Linked DNA regions of Homo sapiens: region 2 is linked to region 1. A link is a loop called in an ENCODE intact Hi-C map of the cell type or tissue named here. Cell type or tissue: HepG2. All regions are shown on one strand. Each heading gives the region's core, and the rest is flanking DNA. Links, peaks and the distances in the headings are about the cores only. Region 1 has its middle 76 kb from the start of LINC02008. Region 2 holds the start of LINC02008 (long intergenic non-protein coding RNA 2008).

What was found. A loop is a pair of places that touch in the nucleus more often than their neighbours do. Peaks named below come from ENCODE experiments on the same cell type or tissue, not always from the same donor. Only the 100,000 strongest peaks of a DNase experiment are listed, where the experiment ranks them.
Region 2: it touches region 1 in a loop (2.4-fold over the local background); 3 of 110 quality-filtered maps call a loop at or near these places.

The regions. Positions count from the first base shown.
Region 1 is chr3:81,908,876-81,911,686 of GRCh38, forward strand. No RefSeq gene overlaps it. Among named protein-coding and RNA genes, the nearest start is that of LINC02008, 76 kb to the right of the region's middle. In HepG2, for the core only: a CTCF peak has its summit at 1,561 (motif pointing right); a DNase peak (open chromatin) is centred at 1,576.
Region 2 is chr3:81,984,470-81,987,280 of GRCh38, forward strand. LINC02008 (long intergenic non-protein coding RNA 2008) reads left to right here and starts at 1,673. Exons shown (of 9, transcript NR_147146.1): 1 at 1,673-1,912. RefSeq lists an enhancer at 1,489-1,783. In HepG2, for the core only: a CTCF peak has its summit at 1,611 (motif pointing left); a DNase peak (open chromatin) is centred at 1,662; H3K4me3 peaks cover 1,162 bases.

The DNA of each region.
Region 1 (2,811 bases), core at 266-2,765:
CCGACCTGTTTTGTTGTTTATATACTTCATCCACCCCTTCAAGTTTCCCTGTCTGAAATTGGCCCCATCTGCCTCTTGAAAGATGCTGACCTTCCTGACAGGTGGAGCTATTAAATGTGTCTGGCTGGGCACAGTGGCTCACGCCTGTAATCCCAGCATTTTGGGAGGCCAAGGCAGGCAGATCACCTGAGGTCAGGAGTTCGAGACCAACCTGGCCAATATGGTGAAACCCCATCTCTACTAAAATACAAAAAATTAGCCAGGCATGGTGGCGTGTGCCTGTAGTCCCAGCTAGTCGGCTGAGGCATGAGTATCACTTGAAGCCAGGAGGCAGAGGTTGCAGTGAGCCAAGATCGTGCCACTGCACTCCAGCCTGAGCAACAGAGTGAGACTCCGTCTCAAAAAAACAAAACAAAACAAAACAAAAAAAGCAAAGCAAAACAAAACAAAAAGTCTGTATCTTTCCTGAGTCCCACAGTCTCAATGGTGCTCCCAGCATTGGGTAAGTCATCCTATATGTTTGCAAATTTGCAGTCTCCAGGCTCCAGTTCCCTGAAGGAAAGTTAAAGTGAATCCTTCAATTTTATGATCCTTCCCCCACCCCCCACCTCCCACTGGTGTTTTCACTGTTACACAAACTCCTAAGAAAGCTCATCTTAGAAATACAAACATTTTAAAATAATAAATGTAATTGTGTATATTTAAGGTATACAATATGATGTTATGGAATACATATACCATAGATAGTAAAATGGCTGCTATAGTGACTCAATTTAACATGTCCATTTTCTCATATAGTTACCTAATTTTTTTTGTTTTTGTGTCAAGAGCAGCTAAAATCTATTCATTTAGCAAGAATACCAAATACAGTATAATGTTATTAACAATAGCCCTCAAGTTGTATATTAGATCTGTAGACTTGTTCATCCTACGTATCTAAACTGTTTTTCCTATTTTACAGGTAGCATCATTTAAATCTAAATTGAGGAAAGAACATTCCTTCTGTTAGTAAAGCTAAGTGCTGCCAGTGAGTCGACAGCATTGTACACTGGAGCCCTTGGGGTCTGGCATCAGCCCAGAGACCTTAGTAGCTTTTAATGGTTGCATTCTCTGTTGAATGGGGAATGGCATGAGTCTTAATTCCTGGGATTCAGATTTTCCTCTGATGCAAAGGAAAGGGGTTGAAATTCCTGTCACCACATCTATATGGGAGTTCCTTTAAAGTCAAGCCAAAAGCTCATTTAATTAAAAAAAATTGCTTTTATTTCAACATAAAAGGTTTTTGACCTTAGGCAATTTATATTACTCCAAACGTAGTTTTGTTATTTAGCAACTGGCAATTATATAAGCTAGTCATTCTCCAAATATTGGGAAGCATTTAATATACAGCATTTTGTTTGTACCTCTAACTTAATCTTCACCTCATTCTACCTTGTGCTGTAATTACATAATTAGTCATGTATTAAGGATCTTTAATGAGACAATTTCTGCTAAGCATGGTGAGGGAAATATGTGATCTTCCCACCGTCCGGGAAGCATGTGCATACGGATGTATTTTTCTCTCTTCCACTAGGTGGCGACATCCTTGAAATGGGGGCCTTACTAATTATTGTATCTCCTATAACATGTAGCACAAAACCTTGTTCATCATCAATATCCAAAATAATTCAGAGATTAGCCACAAGAACGGAGGATGAAAAAATCATTTTCACAAAATTTGCAAGCCTATTACTGAAGTACATATCATCATACACTGACCTTTCTCTCAAAATGATCAGAGAATAGTTCAGATCTTTGACTCCTCTAGTCCAATCATAGACCTTGACATTTTAACCAGGAACAAAAATTAGTGTGGCTTTTTTATCATGGCTTGTTGCTTGTAATCAAGTTTCAGTCATTGCTTCTGGTCAATCAGAATTATCACCTCCCAGGACCTATAGGTGAGGGTTATTTTTTTTCAAAAGAAGTTCTCATAATTTCTTCAGTGTGTTTGTCTGCTTTTCTTTGTCTGGTATGATACTTTCCAGGCTGTGGATGCTTAACAAATGTTAAATGATAATTCTTTATTGACCTGACTGGGTTTTGGGAGCTCACAAAATTTTCAGGGAAGTGTTTTAAATGTTTTGTAATCTTTAGGATTTTAAAATAGAATTATGATGACCTTTCCAAAGCAAGAAAGCAGGAAGTTGCTGTAAGCTTAAGGCCAAGCAGTTAAAACTAATATGATTGGTCTCTTTTGGCTCATTAATTGCATCTAAGTGGATACAGAGAGCGGAAGCTTTTGTTAAATAACTGACACAGTTAATTCCAATTCGTAATATGTTCTGGGAATGGTATTATAATAAAACACAAAATGGCCTCCATGGTTTAAAATGGAGTGCAAAGTCAAGCAAATGCTGCATGGAGAGCCAAACTAATAACTCAGATTCTCCCCATATCCTCAGTGTCAGTGTAGATGCCAATTATGACGCTTATAAGCTTACGGTGGCTTCATTACTGCCAAGACCATAGGAAAGGAGATCCTGTCAGTAGCCCTATACCACAGGTATTTTCTATTGCTGCTGTAAAACAAAATGCCAAAAATGTAGTGACTTAAAACAACACAAATTTGTTATCCTACAGTTCTGGAAGTCAGAAGTCCCAAAGGGATCTTACTGGGCTAAAGTCAAAGTGTCAGTAGAGCTGTATTTCTTCTGGAGGCTCTAGGAAAGAATCTGTTTCCTTGCCTTTTCCAGTTTTTAGAGGCTTCTTACACTCTTCGGCTAATGGTATGATTCCTCCATCTCTAAGGTCAGCAGTATAGTATTTTCA
Region 2 (2,811 bases), core at 184-2,683, 76 kb after region 1:
GAAGCCCAATGTAGAGCAGCTGTAGCCTTTGCATTTACTCATCATTTGCTATAATCATCATTTTTGGACTGATGTTCTGTCAATTCAAGAAATAATTTTTCTTATTCAAGCATTTGACACTGATGATTTGCCGTAAATTGAGCATTTTTTTTCTATTACAGCAATTTGCAGATTATTATTTTTTGAGATGGAGTCTCGCTCTTGTCACCTAGGCTGAAGTGCAATGGTGTGAACTCGGCTCACTACAATCTCTGCCTCCTGGGTTCAAGCGATTCTCCTGCCTCAGCCTCCTGAGTAGCTGAGATTACAGGTGCCTGCCACCATGCCCGGCTAATATTTGTATTTTCAGTAGAGACGGGGTTTTGCCATGTTGTATTTTCAGTAGAGATGGGGTTTCGCCATGTTGGCCAGGCTGGTCTCGAACTCCTGACTGAGGTGATCTGCCCACCTCAGCCTCCCAAAGTGCTGGGATCACAGGTGTGAGCCACCGTACCCAGCCAATTATTTTTTTACTTAAAGTCTTATTTCAGTCTTTAGGAGAAAAACATTTTAGTTACCCCTCACTGTAAAATTCTGCCATATTAAATGACTCAATGAATGAGGACTTCCCCTGCATACTGGATACAATAAATTCTTTTTCTGAAATAGCGATGAATTTTGCTGTAGACTGAATAATTGGCTTCAATTCTTTACCTCTCCCAGTGACCACATTTTCACTATGGTTTTTCATGGGCAGAAGTTTTTTTCTGCCCTTTGAGTTGGGGCTTAGAATATGGCTTGCTTTAGTCAACAGCACATTGTCGAAAGTGATGTTGTATTTTTAAAAGATGGAATGAATGATTGAGATCATACGATCATCTCAATACATGCTGAAAAAGCACTTAACAAAATTCAACATTCTTTTATGATAAAAACTCTGCCCAAATTAGGTATAGAAAGAGAGTACTTCAATGTAATAAAGGCCTTCTAGGACAAACCTATCGCTAACATCATATTTCACTATGAAAAGCTAAAAGCTTTTCATATAAAATCACGAACAAGATAAGAGTACCCTCCCCTCAAGTCAATATAGCGCTTGAAGTCCTAGCTAGAATAATTAGGCAAGAAGGCATAATAAAAGGCATACAATTCAAAAAGGAAGTAAAATTATCTCTATTTGCAGATGACATGATCCTATTTGCAGAAAACTTAAAAGACTTCACCAAGAAACTGTTAGAATTAATGAATACATTCAATAAAGTTGCAGGATATAAAATCAACATACAAAAATCGGATGCATTTTTATACACTAAACAATGAACTATCTAAAAAAATTTTTAATCCCATTTACAATGGCATCATAAACAATAAAATACTTAGGAATAAATTTAGTCAAGGAGGTGAAAGATCTGTACACTGAAAAGCATAAACCAATGATGAAAAAAATGGAATAAATCACAAATAAATGGAAAGATATCCATTCGAAGAATTCTTGAGAGAATCACTTGAACCTGAGAAGTTGAGACTGCAGAAAGCCAAGATCACGCCACTCAACTCTAGCCTGGGTGATGATGAGACAGTCCGGTGGGAGAGGGTCTCTGGAAAACCTCCAACTAGCCTGCCCCCTAGAGTGGAGATTCGGGAAGTTCCTGACATTTGCAGCGGGGAAGAGCCTGGCCCCTCCTCTTCCTGTGTGGAAACTGGGATTTGAACGGCGGGCAGGAAGTACTCGAGTAGGGAGTCTGGCCTAGTGAAAGTCTCTGTTTCCTCCTTTTCTTACTTTTCACTCAATAAAACCCTGCTTTACACACCCTTCAAACCATCTGTGAGCCTGAATTTTTACGGCCATGGGACAGACAAGGATCCTGTCTTTATCTAAACTAAGGAAAAGTCCTGCAACATTTGTGGTGCACAACGTGGGGCTCGAGAAGTGGTAAGTGAAATGGGGACTCAAAACCTCTCACTGTTGCTCCTAAGCATTTTTATCCTTGGAGTTCAGAGGGTGGGGGTAACATGCCCCCCAAACCCTATTGCTCCCGGGGGGCCTGGGGAAAGGCCCTTTCTTTCCTTTTTCAGAATGAGCAGGCAAGTGGGGGCTCCTCGCTCCCCCTCCCCTCCTCTCCCTGCCAGGGCTGGGACACATGGCCCAGGGGTCCCACACAGCTAGTTGGCTGGCTGGTTCCCAGCCACAAGCTGCTGCAGCCTTCCCCTTCCCCAGCCAAAGGGTTTTACTCCATGGGACAGTAATGAAGCTTAAACTTTTCTCCCCGGTGAAGGAACCACTTGCATAAGAATAAGAGGTTTTCACAGGCTTTTTTTTTTTTTTTTTTTTTTTTTTTTGAGACGGAGTCTGGCTCTGTCGCGCAGGTGGAGTGCAGTGGCGCGATCTCGGCTCACTGCAAGCTCCGCCTCCCGGGTTCACGCCATTCTCCTGCCTCAGCCTCCCGAGTAGCTGGGACTACAGGCGCCCGCCACCACGCCCGTCTAATTTTTTGTATTTTTAGTAGAGATGGGGTTTCACCGTGTAAGCCAAGATGGTCTCGATCTTCTGACCTTGTGATCCACCCGCTCGGCCTCCCAAAGTGCTGGGATTACAGGCCTAAGCCACTGCGCCAGGCCAAACAGGCATTTTTAACTGTTTCTTTTCTTTGCTTTTCTCCACCCTGCGGGCAGTTAGCTTTTAAAGTTTTTTTTTTTCTTTTAGAAGACTTTTTACTAGGCCACCCCCCCCCTCACCACACCCCCAAATATCGCTGTGGGTATTCTCTGCAAAGTTTTGGCTGAAATCAAGCTTCCATCTTTTTTTTTTTTAATCCTGAGGGCATGGCTTGT